Linked DNA regions of Mus musculus: region 2 is linked to region 1. A link is a loop called in an ENCODE intact Hi-C map of the cell type or tissue named here. Cell type or tissue: left cerebral cortex. All regions are shown on one strand. Each heading gives the region's core, and the rest is flanking DNA. Links, peaks and the distances in the headings are about the cores only. Region 1 holds the start of Eid2 (EP300 interacting inhibitor of differentiation 2). Region 2 has its middle 26 kb from the start of Dyrk1b.

Evidence for each region. A loop is a pair of places that touch in the nucleus more often than their neighbours do. Peaks named below come from ENCODE experiments on the same cell type or tissue, not always from the same donor. Only the 100,000 strongest peaks of a DNase experiment are listed, where the experiment ranks them.
Region 2: a loop joins it to region 1, with 2.6 times the contacts of the local background. A loop is called at or near these places in 8 of 42 quality-filtered maps.

Annotation. Positions count from the first base shown.
Region 1 is chr7:28,263,484-28,273,265 of GRCm38, forward strand. Eid2 (EP300 interacting inhibitor of differentiation 2) reads left to right here and starts at 4,398. Exons shown (of 1, transcript NM_198425.2): 1 at 4,398-5,685. The coding sequence starts at 4,472. The coding sequence ends at 5,182. In left cerebral cortex, for the core only: CTCF peaks have their summits at 3,833 (motif pointing left), 6,079 and 8,462 (motif pointing right); DNase peaks (open chromatin) are centred at 4,327 and 4,920; H3K4me3 peaks cover 1,679 bases; H3K27ac peaks cover 913 bases.
Region 2 is chr7:28,201,476-28,211,257 of GRCm38, forward strand. No RefSeq gene overlaps it. Among named protein-coding and RNA genes, the nearest start is that of Dyrk1b, 26 kb to the left of the region's middle. In left cerebral cortex, for the core only: a CTCF peak has its summit at 4,945 (motif pointing left); DNase peaks (open chromatin) are centred at 4,935, 6,878 and 7,617; H3K4me3 peaks cover 866 bases; H3K27ac peaks cover 478 bases.

The DNA of each region.
Region 1 (9,782 bases), core at 1,138-9,137:
GTTTGAGTTAGTTGGTTGGGTGTTTGTTTGTTGTTGTTTTTTGTTTTTGAGACAGGGCTTCTCTGTATAGTCTTGGCTGTCCTGGAACTCATTCTGGCCTCAAACTCAGAGAACGGCCTGCCTCTGCCTCCTGAGTGCTGAGATTAAAAGCATACACCACCACTACCTGTCATGTGTTGCATGCTTTTAATCCCCATAATCGGGAGGCAGAGGTAGTCATATCTGTGAGTCCAAAGACAGCCTTCTCAACATAGTGTTTTCCAGGAAAACCAGGGGTACATAGAGAAACCCTGTCTCAGAAACAACAAAAAGTCGAAAATACTGACTACAGCATCCACTGTCCGGGGGGGTGGGGGTGGGGGGGCGGGGGTGGGGGGGCGGTGCACAGGAGGGCACAGGCGCGTACTGTCGTGAAGGTCAGAGGACAACCTGCAGTAAATCCTGCTCTGTGAAAACATACTGAACTTGCCGCCACACTCTCCCAATCGGGCTCCCTCTAGTGCTGTCCGTGGTGCTGACTCGCACTGCCTCTGAGCCTCTGCTTTCAATAGGCAAGGGCTGGAGTGACGGTTTTGCGGGTAAGAGATGCTGGATACACACTTGGTCTTGGGCGTCCTGAGCCAATACTGATCCTTTCAGAGCCCACAACAGATCAGTACAGATATCACCAAAGTCGAACTTGGTGAACCAGTGAGTTCTATTGGTGTTACTTACAGGAGCAGAAATGACTTACAGACAAGCTGTATCACCAAAGCTCGATCCAGCATGAGTGACAGCTTACAAAGCTGAGAAGCTGGAGCCCACCGCACACCCTGGAGACAGACAGCTAAATAGGTTGGAGAGTGTCCTTCCAAGTGATTCAATTGGTCTAAACCTCTTCCAGGCAGCTTAGCTGGTTTCTGCTTCCTCCAGGCAGCTGGTCTGGTCTAGGAGTCTTCTTTGCAGCTTTGCTTGTCTGAGAGTGACTCTCAGCAGCTTGTTTACTTTGGGAAGGAGAGGCCTAGCGAGTCTGGTCAGTTTCAGGGACTTCCTGAAGCCATTTTGAGATATTTGCCTTCCTGCTTAAGGAGCTTCCCTGAAGACTGGAATGTTTCCCTCTCAGAGAAAACTGTCATACAACTTGTTCACCACTGGGCTACTGCCACCTGAGCCCCTTTCATACTATTTCTACAGTTTGCATGAGTACCCTTCAAAGTCTACATGTTAAAGACTTGGTTCTTAGGATGCTCCAGGGGGGTGCTGTGAGCCTTTACAAAACACAACTGAGTGAGTAGGAATGGTCCCCACAGACTGGTATGTGTTTATGCTTGGTCCATAGGAAGTAGCATTATTAGGAGGTGTGGCCTTTTTGGAGTAGGTTTGGGTTTATTGGTGGACATGTGTCACTGGAGGCAGGTTTTGTAGTGACACAGTCTTTGTTTCCTGCCTGCAGATCAAGACGTTGAACTCTCAGCTCCTTCTCCGACACCGTGTCTGCATACTTACCTCCATGGTTCCCACCATGATGATAATGGACTAAGCCTCTGAAACTGTAAGCCAGCCCCAACTGCTTTTCTTTATAAGAGTTCTTGTGGCACATGCCTTTAATCCCAGCACTTGGGAGGCAGAGGCAGGTAGATTTCTGAGTATGAGGCCAGCCTGGTCTACAGAGTGAGTTCCAGGACAGCCAGGGCCACACAGAGAAACCCTGTCTCAAACAAACAAACAAACAAACAAACAAACAAACAGAGTTCTTGTGGCCATAGTGTCTCTTCACAGCAGTAGAAACCCTAAGACAATGACTTTATATGAGGTTCTTAGGTTGTGGGGACATGCTCCCAAAAGCAACCGTGGGACTTGGTCTTGTCATTCTCTCTGCTTCATGGTTCATGATGCAAAGGGTTCTCTCCACCATGCACTCCCCAAATGATATGCCCTTAGCAATGGCCTACAGCAGTGAGATGCTCAATCTTTGACTGAACCTTCGGAATTCTGGGCTAAATAAACCTCCTTATATATTGGCTACCTCCGGTCTCATTGTGGTAACTCGATGTTACTAATGTTTAGTCACTAATGACTAATGTGACTAAATGTACCGATCAAATTACATCACAGTGTGTGGGAAGCGGTTTCCGCTGTGCCTGTGTGGCTTAATTGGTAAACAAGCAATGTGCGCATGTGTGAGAGTGTTTTTCGTGCCAAGTCACGGCCCATCCCGGGGAGTGGTGATGCGGCTCTGGGAGAGCAGCCAATCAGGTGTGGACACGCCACACTAAGGTGTATATAAGCAGCGCCTTTTTGATGCTTGGGGTCTTCCTCTTCATGTTGAAACTGGTGTAATAAAGTTGCTGCAGAAGGATCCGGTTTCTCACACGTGTGTTCTTGCTGGCGAGACAATAGCGCGTGTGAGAACAGTGGGCACATGCACAACTGCCAAAGAGCATGGCAACAGGCTCTTCTCTCGTGACAGCTCCTCCTACAGTGTGCGAGAAGCAGAGGCATTGTATGCATCCTACCTGAGCATGCCCTCAGATTCCCCTTCGTTTGCATCCGTGTTAGACCTTGAATTATGCAATCTCAGTAAGACATAGACACTTAAATGCCACCTGGAAAGCACCAGACAGTCTGGCGGGGATGGGGTGGGGGTTGGGGGGGGCCCTACAGTTTCTGTAAGAGATCAGCATTAGCTCAGGATACTTCAAGACCAAGGTCTCCTACAAAAGAGATTTATTTGCCCCAGAGAGACAAGGGCAGGGAATAAGAGATAAATGCTGGAGATAGAGGAGGAGGCAAGGGGGAGGGAGCAAGAGAGAGGGGGGATTTCTCTAGAATGAGGCAAAGGACTGGGATAGAGAGGAGACAGATGCGGCACATTCTGCAAATGGCAATTAGTAAAGGCTCAAAGGGAAACCCCCGTGATAGGATGAGGTGTTTAATTTTGATTGGACAGGTTGATTTGGATAGGCAAAGGGAGCTTTTGATTGCTGGACTTCAGTGCTTTGATAGCTGGACCTTGATAGCCAGCTTCAGGAGGAGGATGTGATCTTACAGTTTTCTTAGCAAAGCATTGGGAACAGGAGAGAAGGGCAAGGCCTGCCAGAGCCGTGTTTGCCAAGCTCTGGACAGCTAGAGCCGCTTCGCTTTCCAAAAGTTGTGTTCACAACTCGGGGTCTGACTTGGGGAAAGAGTGATATTTAAAAGAATCCACAAAGGAAAGCAGATAATTGACTAAATGACATAAGTGACGGGAAGGACGTGGCTGCTAGTATACATCAAAATGTTGAGCAGTCACCAAAGGTCTCGAGTGCCCTGTGAGCAGCCGACTCACAGGACACGCCTGCTCTCCCTTACTGTCCCGTTCTTTTCTCAACATGTTCGCACGCACGAAGACTTCAGAGAACAACTTTTGGGTGTCATTTTTTTCCTTCCACCATGTGGGTTTCTGGGATTGAACACAAGTAGTCATCAGATTTTGGGGAAAGTGACTTTACCCACTGAGCCATCTTGTTGGCCTTTATGGTTCAGTTGTAAGTCTATCTATTTATGTTTTGCCTTTAATTGATAAATCATAGTAGAGTTAATAGGTTAGTATAGTTAATAATAACCTGTACTAGGTTAGTTAACTATCGAGGCATAGTGAGACATGCCTATCATCCTAGACTCAAGAAGCAGAGGCAGGAAGATCAGGAGTTCAAGGCCATCCTTAGCAGTCTGAGCTTCGTGAAACTGTTTCAAAAACACAACCAAGAGACCAGAGACCTGGCTGCAAGGTTAAGAGCACTGGCTACTCTGGTAAAGGTTTAATCACAGCACCCAGCAGGGTTTCCGTAACTCCAGTTCCAGAGGATCCAGCGCCCTCTTCTGGCTTCTGTTGGCATTGTATTATGTGGTACACATATAAACATGGAAGCAAACCATCATGCCCATAAAATAAAATACATACAAATAAAGAAAACTTTTTTTTGTTTTTGTTTTTTTTTTTGGTTTTTTTTTTTTTTTTTTTTGGTTTTTTCGAGACAGGGTTTCTCTGTATAGTCCTGGCTGTCCTGGAACTCACTCTGTAGTCCAGGCTGGCCTTGAACTCAGAAATCTGCCTGCCTCTGCCTCCCTAGTGCTGGGATTAAAGGCGCGCGCCACCACGCCCGGCAAGAAAACTTTAAAGACTAATTTTAAAACTAAAATTAAATTTAGAAACTTAAACCGATTGGTAGAAATGTGAAAGAGACCCCCCCCCTTCAACAGAAAGGATGCAACCGCTCTTCTGACTGCTAGGTAGCAATCTCAAGGCTCGCCAGCAAATGCCCGGAGGACACGCGTGCGCACTGCTCCTCGGCTTCGCCGTTGGAGCTACGCCTGCGCAGACGGCGAGACACGCGACCCCCTACCCGTGCGCATTGCGCTCGTGGACGCGCCCTCGCGTGCACGCCCCGCGCCTCACGGCCCCGTTCTTCCCGGGTCTCAGCGAGCAGCGGTGCTGACCCCGCGGTCCGACATGTCGCAGCTGCCCGCAGTCAGCAGCGCCCCGCAGACGGGAGCAGCGAGCCGCGACCGCCGGCTCCCGCAGGCCGAGGTAGGCGGCGGGCGGCGTGCGCTCCCGGGTCCGGCGCGACCTGGGGAGACCCGGGGACGCCCAATGGCGGCGGCCCGGGAAGGCCCCGCAGCCCCGGCGGCGGCTGCCAGGGGAGGCCGGGTGGCTGCAGCCCGGGAAGGCAGGGCGGCGGCGGCCCGAGGAGGCCCTGGGGCGGCGCCCCGGGGCGGCGCAGCGGCCCGCGAAGGCCCGGCGGCGGCGGCGGCGTCCAGGGAAGCCCGGATGGCAGAGGTGGCCCGGCTGCTGGGCGATCCGCTGGAGGAGGAGGCTCCGGAGGGCAGGCCCCGGTCCAGGGCGGGCGGCCTGGCGGCGATGCCGTACATGCGCTTCCGCCACCCCCTCAGCGTCTTGGGCATCAATTACCAGCAGTTCCTGCGCCACTACCTGGAGAACTACCCGATCGCCCCCGGCCGGATCCAGGAGCTGGAGGAGCGCCGGCGGCGCTTCGTGGAGGCCTGCCGAGCCAGGGAGGCAGCCTTCGACATAGAGTACCTGCGTAACCCCCAGAGGGTGGATTTTGACATTTTAACGTTTACCATAGCCCTGACTGCATCAGAGGTGATCAATCCTCTAATAGAAGAACTGGGTTGCGATAAGTTCATCCACAGAGAGTGAAGAGTCGGACTGCGGGGAGGGCACGGCACCAAGACCTCCGCATCCAAGTGAAACCCCATCCTGCAACTTGGTTTTAAGAAATCAAACGGATCTTGAGAGGCAGCGCTTCCTCAGAGGGAGGAAAAGCGTCAGAAAATTGGGGGTGGGGAGGGAAAGCATCGTAGACTCCTACCGTTTCTTGAGTTTATGATCAGTTGAAATTTCTTGTGTTATGGAAAAGGTCCATCCTCGTGGCTTCGTTAATAAGTAAAGGACGGTTTTGTAAAACTGTAAAGACTTAAAATTGCCAGTAGTAGAGCCCACGACGAAGAAGACTCGAAGAGAAAGCTGGTTTTAGGACGAGGTTTCTGTGGAGAACTTGACCTTGTCAGAGCAGGCAAAGTCTTCACGTCAGCGTCAACAAGCGTGTATAGTGTAAGAGGGATTTTGTGTCTCAGACATTGTGAATGGCGAACAACATAAATATTGTATATAGTATGTGATAAATCGTGTTTCCAAACATACCAATTTTCTGGGATTTTATTTTCCATTTTTCAAAAGTTTTTTTTTTCCGTCATTGCTTTGTAATTAATCTATTCCTAAGTCCCAAGACTATGAAGGATTGAGAGTCTTCTGTCCTTCTCTCCTTGTCCCCATGCCTCATGCAGCCTCTGAAGGCAGTTTCCGTCCTTGTTTCCTTTTTTATACACATTTTATTTCTCAGCAGAGTTGACAGATTTTGGTTTGGATATTGTGATTTCTTATGAAGATACCGTGAAGAACCTTCCCGACCAGTATATTTACTCCTTAGGGCTATATTTTGTGGTTATGCTGTTATGAACCAGGAATATACTGGTGGACGGTGGGCTTTTTCCCATCGGTTTCTCCTGGCAGTATGGCGCCACCTCTGGTAGGTTGGCGCCTGCGCACACCAACGGGCCCGTGGGCAGGCACATACTGCTTCCGTTCTGAACACATTTTTCATGTCTACCATCCCAAGGTGGAATAAGTCTTATACTTGATGGTGTTATATACCTACTACTTTTTGGGGTTTTTTGGTTTTTTCGAGACAGGGTTTCTCTTTATAGCCCTGGCTGTCCCGGAACTCACTTTGTAGACCAGGCTGGCCTCGAACTCAGAAATCCGCCTGCCTCTGCCTCCTGAGAGCTGGGATTAAAGGCGTGCGCCACCACGCCTGGTTTTGTTTTGTTTTGTTTGTCTTTTAAGTTTCCATAAAATTGACGGTTCGTCTCACTAGCTTCTTAGGCTTTTTGTTCTTGATAATCTCTGTAGCCTGATGTCTAGAGGTGACAGTCCTGGGCCAAAGGCTTGCCTTTGTAACTTTACAGATGCAGCTAATTGGCCCCTTGGTGCTCCCACCAGTGATCGATAATTGGATGTTTTCTGACTCCCTAGCCAATATGCTCAACCATCAGATGCACAGTGCTTACCAGACTGACGGTAGAAAAAAAAGATATAGCGGTTGTAAGGTTTTTATTGTAAGTTATCTTTTCACTTTAGAATGAAAAGGTGGGGGGATGGAGAGATGGCTCAGCGGTTAAGAGCACTGACTGCTCTTCCAGAGGTCCTGAGTTCAAATCCCAGCAACCACATGGTGGCTCACAACCATCCGTAATGAGATCTGGCACCCTCTTCTGGAGTGTCTGAAGACAACTATAGTGTACTTACATACAATAAACAAATCTTAAAAAAAAAAAAAAAAAAAAGGAAAAGGTGAAGCCGGTGTGGTGGTGAATGCCTTTAATCTCAGCACTTGGGAGGCAGAGGCAGATTTCTGAGTTCAAAGCCAGGCTGGTCTACAAAGTGAGTTCCAGGACAGCCAGGGCTACACGATGAAACCCTGTCTCGAAAAAAAAAAGAAACAAAAGGTGGGTCAATGATAGCACACTTGCCTAGAATCCCCCAGTGAGGGGCTGGGGGCGTGGCTCAGTGGTAGAGCCCCTGCCTAGAATCCCCCAATGAGGGGCTGGGGGCGTGGCTAGACCCCCCCAGTGAGGGGCTGGGGGCGTGGCTCAGTGGTAGAGCCCCTGCCTAGAATCCCCCAGTAAGGGGTTGGGGCATGGCTCAGTGGTAGAGCCCCTGCCTAGAATCCCCCAGTGAGGGGTTGGGGCATGGCTCAGTGGTAGAGCCCCTGCCTAGAATGTACAAGTCTCTTGGGTCTGATCCCACCCCCAACACACACCACAAAAATCTAGTTCCTTTTCCTCTCTCATGACTGTCCAGATTTTTGTTGTAGTTGTTGTTTTGGTTTTGGTTTTTTCGAGACAGGGTTTCTCTGTGGAGCTCTGGCTGTCCTGGAACTCACTCTGTAGACCAGGTTGACCTCGAACTCAGAAATCTGCCTGCCTCTGCCTCCCAAGTGCTGGGATTAAAGGCGTGCGCCACCATCACCCTGGTGAATGTCCACATTTTTTACCCATTTCTCCCCTTAATAATTCCCTTAATGGCTGTAGTAGCTTACTATTATTAGTGACATTAGGTATAACAATAGTTTGTGATATGAGTTACAAATATATTTTTTTCTAGTTATTTAAGTGGCTTTTCTGAAAGATTTTATTTTTATTCTCGATGTGAGTTGAGCAGATCAAACCAGGCCACCAGGCTTGTGTCAACTAAGGTTAGGGGTTTTTGTTTTTCCTGTTTTCCCTAAATTGTGCGAAATTTTGAATTCCAAAGTTTTATTAGTGTGTATGAGAGAGGTTACTCTTTTTTTGGATTTTTGGTTGGTTGGTGGGTTTGGTTTTGAGTTTGTTTTTGTTTTTTGTGTTTTGTGTTTTGTTTGTTTGTTTGTTTTTTGTTTTGGTTGGTTTGATTTGGTTTGGTTTGGTTTGGTTTGGTTTGGTTTTTCAAGACAGGGTTTCTCTGGAGATTTCATTTTTTTATCGTGAACCACTTGGGATTTATTCAAAGAAGTAATAGTGTTTCTGGTTATTTATGCTCATTTTTACTTGGGGGCGGGGATGAGACAGGGTTTCTCTGTGTAGCCCTGGCTGTCCTGGATCTGCCTCTGTAGACCAGGCTGGCCTCAAATTCAGAGATGGCCTGCCCATGCCTCCCAAGTGCTGGGAGTAAGTGTGACCACCACACCTGTGTTATTGCTAGTTCATTAGAATCACATTTATATATAACCTAGGAATAACTGCTGCCTTTAAGATACTGCTTTTTATATACCTTTCATTTTATAATCAGATACTTTTTATTTTAAAGTGTTTATCTTTAATGTGTCTGAGCTGTTGCCCCCATTTATATCTATGTTCACTTTGTGCATGCAGTGCCTCAGAAAGCCAGAAGGGGGCGTTGGATGCTTTGGAACTGGAATTATGTGCAACCTTTGAGATGCTGGAAGCCAAACTCAGGCCTTTACAAGAGCAACAAGCGCCCTCCGCCTCTGGCCATCTCTCCAGCCCCTCAGTCTTTCCTTTGAGCTGTGTTTTGTCATATTTGGTTCAAGACAGAATCTCACTTTTAATCCATGCCAGCCTGAAATTAAGGATTCACGTGTCTTATCTTCCAAAGGCTGGGGTTACAGGTGTGAGCTACCACATCGGTAAGATATGGAACTCTTCCAGCTAGGTGGTGTTGGTGCTTGCCTTGCCTTTAATCCCAGAAGAGGCAGGCCTGACCTATTGTTCTATAGCCAAGGCTACTCAGAGAAACTCGATAAAATAAAATAAATGGTGAATAAAAAGTTACAGAGGTCTTTCTGTTCAAATGATCTGTTTGCACGTTATTTTTTACTTATTTTTTGTTTTGTTTTTTCAAGACAAGATCTCTCTGTGTAGTCCTGGCTGTCCTGGAACTTGCTCTGTAGACCAAGCCCAGAACTCAGATCTGCCTGGCCCTGCCTCCTGCATGCTGGGCTTAAAGGTGTGTGCCACCACCACTGCCTGGCTGTTTTCATGTTTTTTAAAGACTTTATAGACCAAGTAGTGAGACCTCATGCCTGTAATCTCAGAACATAGGAGGATCACCACAAGTTTGATATTTGGCTAAATATCTTGGCTGGGGTCAGAAGTCTGTAGAATACTTGTTTCGCAAGGTTTGGTCCCAAACCCACATAGGAAAGATGAGGTGACACACACTCATAGCCCCAGCACAGGTGGTATAGACAGAGGATTCCTGACGTTCTCTGACAAGCCAGCAGCCCTGGGTTCCAGCAAGAGGCCTGCCACAGAAGACAGGTTGAACTATCACAAGGAGCACTGGGGGTTGACCTCTAACCTCCACATAAGCATGCACCTGCACACGCATGAAAGCAAGCGTGCACACAGATGTTTAAAAGCTTCTTTGTACCCTTGAGTCTAAATGTTTTATTTGGAGAGTATTAATATTGTTAGATGAATTCACCTGAAATTGGTCTTTCACAGGTCTAGTCGTTTGTTCCTAGATATCTCATCTGTTGTCTGCATGAATTCTGTGTACTTGAATGCCAGGTGCTCAAGGAGGCCACAGGAGGGCGTCTGACCCCTGGAACTGCAGTTACAGAAGGCCGAGCTGCTGTGTGAATGCTGGGAACTGAACCCAGGTCTGGCAGAGGAGCAGCCAGTGCTCTGAGCCATCTCTCCAGCCCCACTCAATAATGTTAGTTTGTCTGATGATT
Region 2 (9,782 bases), core at 1,033-9,032, 62 kb before region 1:
CTCAAACTAGAGGGCTTGTTAAAACATTGGTTGCAACTGGGCATAGTGCGGCAAGCCTGTGACCCTAGCTAGCACCTCGGTGCCAGAGGGAGAGGGATTGTGAGTTTGAGAAAGCATGAGTCAAAAAGAAAAAGGCGGGGATGGGAGGGAGTAAAGGACGGGGAGGAGCGAGGAACCAAAGATGCGAGATTTGCTTAAAACTGTCAAACAAAATTTGATAAAACAAAAACAGAAATTATTACATAGCAAAAGGGAACAAAAGCCACCAGCCCTATTAGTACAGTCTTGTAATCCCGGGTACTTGGGGACCTCAAGTTCAAAGTCTACCTGGCTGTAGCCACGGTGAATTTCTGAACGCAAAATCAACCTGAACAACTTAAGGAGACTTTTTTTCCTGCTTTGGGTTGTGATCTTTTTATTTAAAAACAAAAATTCTGGGCATAGTGGCACATGCTTTTCTTTTTTTTTTTTTTTAAGATTTAATTTTACGTAGTGAGCACACTGTCGCTGTCGCTGTCTTCAGACACACCAGAAGAGGGCATCAGATCCCCATTACAGAAGGTTGTGAACCACCATGTGGTTGCTGGGATTTAAACTCAGGAAGAGCAGTCATTGCTCTTAACCACTGAACCATCTCACCAGCCTTGGCACGTGCTTTTAATAATCCCTGTACTCAGGAGGCAGAGGCAGGCAGATCTCTATGAGTTCAAGGCCAGCCTGGCCTACAGACCTTGAGTTCCAGGACAGGACTACACAGAGAAACCCTGTACCAAACCCTTCCTCCCCACCCACACAAAAAAGAGGATAGAAAAAAGAAAAATTGGGCATGGGGGTGCATGCCTTTAATCCCACCACTTGAGAGACAGAAGCAAGTGGATCTTTGAATTGCAACCCAGTCTTAGCCACATATCAAGTTCCATGCCAGCCAGAGTTGTATAGTGAGACCCTGTCTCAAGAAATTTAAATTAAAAAAAAAAAAAAGGCCCAAAAGAAAATAAAGACTGGATATACAACTCAGCATCAGAAGACCTGCCTAGAATCCCCCAGTGAGGGGCTGGGGGCATGGCTCAGTGGTAGAGCACCTGCCTAGAATCCCCCAGTGAGGGGCTGGGGGCATGGCTCAGTGGTAGAGCACCTGCCTAGAATCCCCCAGTGAGGGGCTGGAGGCGTGGCTCAGTGGTAGAGCCCCTGCCTAGAATCCCCCAGTGAGGGGCTGGGGGCGTGGCTCAGTGGTAGAGCCCCTGCCTAGAATCCCCCAGTGAGGGGCTGGGGGCGTGGCTCAGTGGTAGAGCCCCTGCCTAGAATCCCCCAGTGAGGGGCTGGGGGTGTGACTCAGTGGTAGAGCCCCTGCCTAGAATCCCCCAGTGAGGGGCTGGAGGCGTGGCTCAGTGGTAGAGCCCCTGCCTAGAATCCCCCAGTGAGGGGCTGGGGGCGTGGCTCAGTGGTAGAGCCCCTGCCTAGAATCCCCCAGTGAGGGGCTGGGGGCGTGGCTCAGTGGTAGAGCCCCTGCCTAGAATCCCCCAGTGAGGGGCTGGGGGCGTGGTTCAGTGGTAGAACTCTGACCAATATTCAGGAGGCTCTGTGTTCAGCCCTCACAGATGGGGCTTGGGGGAGACCAAGAAGAAGATTTTGAAGAAGGTTGGTGTCCCTTCTTTTCCCTGCCAGACACTCAGTAGGGGAAGCTCGAGAACACGATTCTAAGAAGCCTTTGATCACGTTGCTGCTTCTGACCCACGGCACGGGATGCTTGTGAGTACTGGTCTTCAGCTCCCTGCCTGGTGGCTCCTCACCTCAGGTGCTCCACAGTCGATGTTTCCCCTGACTCAGGCCTCTGTCCCTTCTCCCTCCCCTTTGGCTTCAGCTGTCACGCTTAGATTCCCACAGCTGGTAACTGGAGCTCTGAGCAGGGCTTTCGGCTGCGAGCCGCCCCAGCCTCCACCTGTTCAGAGCACCTGATTGATGGTTCTCTCCACCGCTCCTGCTCCTTTTTTGGCGCCTTTCAGAAATGGCTCCAGCTTTCTTATATAAGTAGCTGCCTTTCTTCCCAACCCCTGGGGAGCTGCAGTTACCACATCATCCCTGGAACCCCAGGTGTCCCACCCAAGTCCTTACTCAATCCCCAGGGGACCTGCTAATACGAGCTGTCTTAAATAAAGAGCCAATTAAACCTCTTCCAAAGTGTAACTCGGCCTTCCTGGCTGGGACCCAAAGGTCAGTGTGGCTGAGCAGAGCATGAGCAAGGGTCACTGGGGTCGGGTTGGGGGTGGAATGAATGTGTGGACCTGTGAGAAGAACTCGAGGTTTTGCCTAACAGTGGTCTTTGGCTCGTGTGTGTGTGTGTGTGTGTGTGTGTGTGTGTGTGTGTGTGTGTGCGCGCGCTCCTTTTTTTTTTTTTTAAACCTGTTTATATGTCTAGACAATGAGTGCATGCAGTTCCTGCAGAGGTCAGAAGAGGGCATCAGATGCCCTAGGGCTGAAGATAAGAGAGTTGGGAGCTGTCACGTGTGTGGGTGCTGGGAACTGAACCCAGGTCCTCTGGAAGAGCAGTCAGTGCTCTTAACTGCTGAACTGTCCCCCCAATCCCTCGTTTTGTTTTGCTGTTTGTTTGCTTAATTTTTAATCTTTTAAAATGTTTATTTTATATAGAATTTTATAATTTTATATAATATATACTATTATACTACTGTATAGTATAATTATATCATCTTATAAATGGTAATTTTATATAGTATTTTGTAATATATTCTTTTCCATTCCCTAACTCCTCCCAGATCCTTTTTGACCCAACTCCATGTTCTCTCTTAAAAAAAGAAAGATGAGCCAGGTGTGATGGCGCATGCCTTTAATCCCAGCACTTGGGAGGCAGAGGCAGGCAGATTTCTGAGTTTGATGCCAGCCTGGTCTACAGAGTGAGTTCCAGGACAGCCAGGGATACACAGAGAAACCCTGTCTCAAAAAAAAAAAAGAAAGAAAGAAAAGAAAGAAAGAAAGAAAGAAAGAAAGAAAGAAAGAAAGAAAGAGGGAGGGAGGGAGGGAGGGAGAGGGAAGAGAAGAGAAGGGGGAGGGGAGGGGAGGGGAGAAGAGGAGAGGAGAGGAGAGGAGAGGAGAGGAGAGGAGAGGAGAGGAGAGGAGAGGAGAGGAGAAGAGAAGAGAAGAGAAGAGAAGAGAAGAGAAGAGAAGAGAAGAGAAGAGAAGAGAAGAGAAGAGAAGAGAAGAGAAGAGAAAAAAAGAAAGATGGTAAGTTCTGGGTTAAAAGTTTTGTGTGTGTGTTATTGTCCCTATCCCTCCACTGGGGTTCCTGCCTGGCCACAGGAGGCAGCCTCCTCAGGGTCCATGTCCCTAGTGCTGTGAATCACAACTAAGAACACCTCCATTGATTCCTGGACACCTCCCCTATCCCAGGTCTCCATCTCTTCCTGGAGATGTCCCATGCCTCCCCTATCCCAGGTCTCCATCTCTTCCTGGAGATGTCCCATGCCTCCCCTATCCCAGGTCTCCATCTCTTCCTGGAGATGTCCCATGCCTCCCCTATCCCAGGTCTCCATCTCTTCCTGGAGATGTCCCATGCCTCCCCACCTCTGTCAGTTGCAGATTTCCATTCATTCTCATGGCCATCAGGCCATCCCCCTGCCCTCCCCAGCCCAACCCCAACCCCCACACACACTCCCTTTCCCCCTCTCCCACCCAGCTCCCTCCCTCCATCTGCCTTCCACCACCTTTCCATTCCCCTTCCAAGTGAGACTCAAGCATTCTTGCTTGTGCTTCCTGTCCAGCCTCCTTGTGTCTGGAGTTCAGCATGGGCATCCTGTATTTTATAGCTAATATCCACTTACAAGAGAGAACATACCCTGTGTGTCCAAATGCAATGATTGGGGATGGAGCAGACACTGGGGGAATGGTCAATCAATAATTGACTCAAATTGAGACCCATCCCATGGGCAGTGGTAGCATCCATCTTTAATCCAGCACTCAGGAGGCAAAGGCAGGAGGACCTACAAAGTGAAGGTTCAGGAAACCCTGTTACACAAAGAAACCCTGTTTCAAGCAGGGTGGGGGTGGGGGAAGGAAACAGGAAAAAAAAAGGCACTGAAAAAAACATGAGAGTCGAATTTGTTTTAGCCTACTACTTACTGAGCATGGGGCCTGCCCTAGGGTGTGGTTGATGTGAATTCTGTCTCTCCATTGAAGAAATTCCCTCTCCCAGAGGCTGTAGTTTATGAATAGCTTTTTGGCTAGGGATGGGACTTGTGCCCACTGTCCCTCCTCCATGCAGGGATTTGTCTGGCCTACGCTGCACAAGTCCTGTGGATGCTGTCACCGTCTCTGAGTTCATATGTGCACCTGCCTTGTGTCTGGAATGCTGTTTTCTTGAAAACTGTCCACCACCCCTGGTTCTTAGAACCTTTTCAAGCCTCTCTTCTGCATATTCCTTATATTTAAAGAAAATCACTTTCAAAATTGTGGTATGTGTGGTATGTGTCAGAACCACCCATGAAGCCTGGTGTGGTGTACCCTGCAGTCCCAGAACACACACACACACTAACAGTTTTTAAATTTCTTTTTTAAAATTAATTAATTAATTAATTTACATCCCAAATGCTGCTCCTTCTCTGATCTCCCTTCCCCTTCTCCTTTGAGAGGGTGCCCTCCCCCAGGTACTCCCCAATCCTGGCACTTCAAGTCTCTGAAAGGTTAGGCGCATCCTCTCCCATTGAGACCAGACAGGGCAGCCATGAAGCTACATACACGCCCAGGGCCTAGTTCCAGCCCTTGTATGCTCTTTGGTTGGTGGCTCAGACTCTGAAGCTCCCAGTGGTCCAGGTTTCTTGACTCTGTTGGTCTCCCTATAGGGTTCCCACTTACTTCAGGGCCTTCAGTTCTTCCCCCAACTCCTCCATAAGTGTCCCCGACCTCCATCTGGTGTCTGTCTGTGGGTAACTGCATCTGTTTCAGCCCACCGCTGAGTGGAGCCTCTCAGAGGACAGTCATGCTAGGCTCCTGTCTGCAAGCAGAACAGAATATTATTAACAATGCAGTGATGGATGCTTGTCCATGGTTTGGGTTTCTTATTGGTCCAGTTATTTGTTGGCCTTTTATTTGGTCTCTGCTCCATTCCTGCATTTCTTTTAGATAGGATAAATTTTTGATCAAAAGTTTTTTGGGCGAGATGGTGTCCTTATCCCTCTACTGGGAGTCCTGCCTGGCTAAAGGAGGTGCCCTCTTCAGGCTCCATGTCCCCACTGTTAGGCATCTCAGCTAACATTACCTACACTGACTCCTGGGAGCCTCTCCTATCCCAGGTCTCTGGGACTTCCTAGAGATTCTCCCCTCCCCACTCCACCCCATACCCCCATACTTTACTCCACCCCCACAGCTGCAGATTTCTATTCATTCTCCTGGCCCTCTGGGCCTCTCTCCTGTCTCCCTTTGCACCCGATCCCGCCTCTCCATTCCCCTCTCACTCCCCTCTCCCACCCAGTTCTCCCTCCCTCTGCCTCCTATGACTGTTTTGTTTCCCCTTCTAACTGTGATCCAAGCATCCTTGCTTGGGCCTTCCCTCTTATTTAATGTCTTTGGGTCCGTGGGGTATATCATGGGTATTTTGTACTTTATGGCTAATATCCACTTATCAGTGAGTATGTACCATGTGTTGGGGTCTGTAAGTCGCCCCACAAACCACACAAACACTGAGCTCAGTCAGACAGGGATGGTTTATTGAATGCATACCCTGATTCTGATCCATCAGGGTTGTAGCTGAGGCTCTGGTCCCCGAACATCTTTCTCTGTCAGCTTATAAAGGAAAAGGAAAAACAAAACCCACAAAACCCACAATGAGCCATCCATGGGTACAGGAAGTGCTGCCTGGTAGTCTGCTATAACTCAGGATATTTCAGACTTAACAGTTCATATTGACATTTGATTTGATGGATCTTATGTAAAGCTTTGTGGAATTTCTTAAGATTAACAAACCTCATAACCTACAGAACATAACAGGGTATGTGGTCAGCATGACCCTGCTCTGAGTCGAGTTATTTTTCTGTGTTAATGACTGGCAGGCATGAAACAAAATGGCTACAGCTATGCTAGGGTGGGCAGGCCTCAACACCACACCTGTCCTTTTGGGTCTGGGTTACCTCACTTAGGATGATATTTTCTAGTTCCATCCATTTGCCTGCAAAATTTTTATTTTTTGGTTTTATTTTTAAAGATTTATTTATTTTATGTATATGGGTAGCTGAAGAGATGGTTGTAAGCCTTCCTGTGATTGTTGGGAATTGATTTTTTTTTTTTCGAGACAGGGTTTCTCTGTATAGCCCTGGCTGTCCTAGAACTCACTGTGTAGACCAGGCTGGCCTCAAACTCAGAAATCCACCTGCCTCTGCCTCTCAAGTGCTGGGATCAAAGGTGTGCGCTACCACTGCCCGGACAGGAATTGAATTTTTAGGACCTCTGCTCGCACCGGTCAGCCCTGCTCACTCTGACACAAGATTTATTTATTACTATACATAAGTGCACTGTAGCTGTTTTCGGAAGTGCCAGAAGAAGGTGTCAGATCTCATTACAAATTGTTGTGAGCCACCATGTGGTTGCTGGGAATTAAACTCAGGACCTATGGAAGAGCAGTCAGTGCTCTTAACCGCTGAGCCATCTCAACAGCCTGATGTCCTTGTTTTTAATCACTCAATAGTATTCCATTATGTAAAAGATCCACATTTGCTTTATTCGTTCTTCAGTTGAGGGAAATCTGACTTGTCTCCAGTTTCTGGCATTTATGAGTAAAGCTGCTATGAACATAGTGGAGCACCTGTCCTTGTGGTATGGTAGAGCATCTTTTGAGTATGTGCCCAGGAGCTATATAGCTGGGTGTTCGGGTAGAACTATTTCCAGTTTTCTGAGAAACAGCCAGATTGAGTTCCAGAATAGCTGTACATCTTAAACAGTGTTTAAGGTTCTTTAAATGGATAAAATAGTAAAAAGAAAATGTGATCAAGTCCAGAGTAACAATAAAGAAACATTAGGAAATAGAACAGATGGGGACCTGGAGAGACTGCCTAGAAACTCAAAGTGCAGACTGCTTTACCACGGAACCCACGTGCAGTTTCCAACACTCGCATGGGTGACAGCACTGTAACCGCAGTGCCAGGGGATCCAACACCCTCGGGCATTTTCAAATGCCTGTGCTTACTTGCACATCTCCACATAGAGACAAGCCAGGAGACACATAAAATTTGTAGGCTTAGATTTTCCTAAACCTATTTTATTTATGGTTCTTAAACACTTCAACCTGCCCTCTAGCACCCCAACCAGAGGTTAGAGGAGAAAGAGGTTGCTAGGAAACGGGGGCTGTGGACCTGATTAGAAGTAGTTCTTTGGGGTGATTCCAATCTTTGTGGTCAGGTTATCAGCAGTCCAGCCCAAACACCAAACACGAATGAGTAGCAGTGACTCGATCCAGCAGATCCAGCCACCGAATCGGCGGGAGTCAGCGGAAGCAGCAAGAAATCACTCATGAGAAGTTCTTTGGCGCTTTTCTCTCTCCAAAGTGAAGAGCAGCGAGGAGCAGCAAAGCATTGCGCATGCGGTGTTGCAACGGAACTGCGCATGCTCTCACTGTGGGTTCTACTTACACTCTTTCCAAACGTCATGCGCTCTCTCAAGCATCTGCTTCAGCAAAACATTCTCTCACACAACAGCGCCAGAAGAAACACCACGTGACACAACTGAATCTCCAAAGAAACCAGAAACCTCCACTTCCCATAATTGACGATAAGACAAACCTTTAAAGAGGCTGGAAAGACGGTCGAGCAGCTAAGAGTGTGTCCTGCTCAGGGCTAGAGATTGTGCACATTGCTCTTGCAGAGCTGAAGTTCCCAGGGCCCACACGGAGAAGCTCACTACTCAGAACCTAACTTCAGGGGATCTGATGTCCCTGGCCTCCGTGAGTATCTGTATTCAGATACACATAGTCACACATGTGCACTCACGTGCACGCACGCGCACACACACCCAAACAAAACAAATCTTAAAAAAATATATAAAATGTTAAAAATAGAACAAATGTGCAAACGTGGGGCTCAAAAAATAAAACAGAGTCAAGTCCAAGTTTGTGAGCCCTGGGAAAAGACCAGAGACACAGTCCATTATAATTAAAAGATTTTAGGCTGGCCTCAAACTCAGAAATCCGCCTGCCTCTGCCTCCTGAGTGCTGAGATTAAAGGTGTGCGCCACCATGCCGGGCTAAGATTTTTCGACTAACTGCAAAAACATAGGAGGTGGAGAAGGATTTTTAAAGGGGAAGGCTGGGCTGGCGAGATGGCTCGGTGGGTAAGAGCACTGACTGCTCTTCCGAAGGTCTGGAGTTCAAATCCCAGCAACCACATGGTGGCTCACAACCACTGGTAATGAGATCTGACGCCCTCTTCTGGAGTGTCTGAAGACAGCTACAGTGTACTTATATATAATATCAATCCTTTTATTATATTAATTTATTATACTTATGTATAATAAATCAATCCTTGGGCCAGAGCAAGCAGGGACTGAGTAGGTGGGAATAACCGGAGTGAGCAAAGTTTCTAAAAAAAAATTCAGTTCCCAACAACCACATGAAGGCTCACAACCATCTGTACAGCTACAGTGTACTCGCATACATAAGATAAAATAAATAAATCTTAAAAATAAATAAATAAGGGGAAAGCCACATGCAGACCTTCAATATCTACACAAGCAAGCAAAAAACTGTTCAATTCTACAAAGTTGAGCGCTTAAGGCGACTCAGAACAATCTTTGGTATCTGTGTAAGGAAGTTACAGAAGCAAAACAAAGCAGTCAGTCATATCATGATGAGCAGCTCGCCATGGCTGTACACTTTGGGCGAGCATCACAGAGTTATGGGAACTTAACTTCCAGGGACTGGAGTCGGAGACAAATGGCTACTGAATACCAAGATGGATACCTAGCCTAAAATGGAGCTTCTTTAGCCAGCACACAAGTTTCCTAGAGAAGCAACAGTCGATCCAAAAATAACAGGAAAGTGTTATTCAAACTTCAAGGTAGCAATTATGTAGTATAAAGAACAGAGAGAGAAAAGAATATGAAAAAAATGAACAAATCCATTCATATGAATTACAAATTCTCTTTGTGGGAGCGCCAGTAGTGGACAGAGAAAAGTGAGCAGAAAATGTACGGTGGCTCACACATATAATCCTACATTTTCAGAAGCTGAGGCCAGAGGATTGCCCTCAGTTCAAGATCAGCACGGGCTATAGAGCAAGACCCTACCTCCCAAAACACTATTTTATGAGCATAGCTGAAAACACCCCATATATCTTGAAAAACTAATCTTTTAAAGAGGAAGGTCAGGCTGGCAAGATGGCTCAGCAGGAAAGAGCACTGACTGCTCTTCCGAAGGTCCGGAGTTTAAATCCCAGCAACCACAAGGTGGCTCACAACCACCTGTAATGAGATCTGACACCCTCTTCAGGAGGCCTACCCACAAAGATCAGTGAGCTCCCAGGAGATAAACATGTTAGAAAACACAGGATGGCCCAGTGGCTAACAGAACTGATGGCCATCTCGCCTGGCCCTGATTTACACATCTTTATCACATGTGATTGATATATCATAGACTGCACATATCTGAAGGAAACGTCTTGGTGGCACAGACTGAGACATAATTTATGTATTGTAGCATTCACTCTTGAAAGCCAGACATGGTGGCCTACACCTGTAACTCCAGTCCTTGGGACGCCGCTGTAGGATGATTGCCATGCATCCCAGATGAG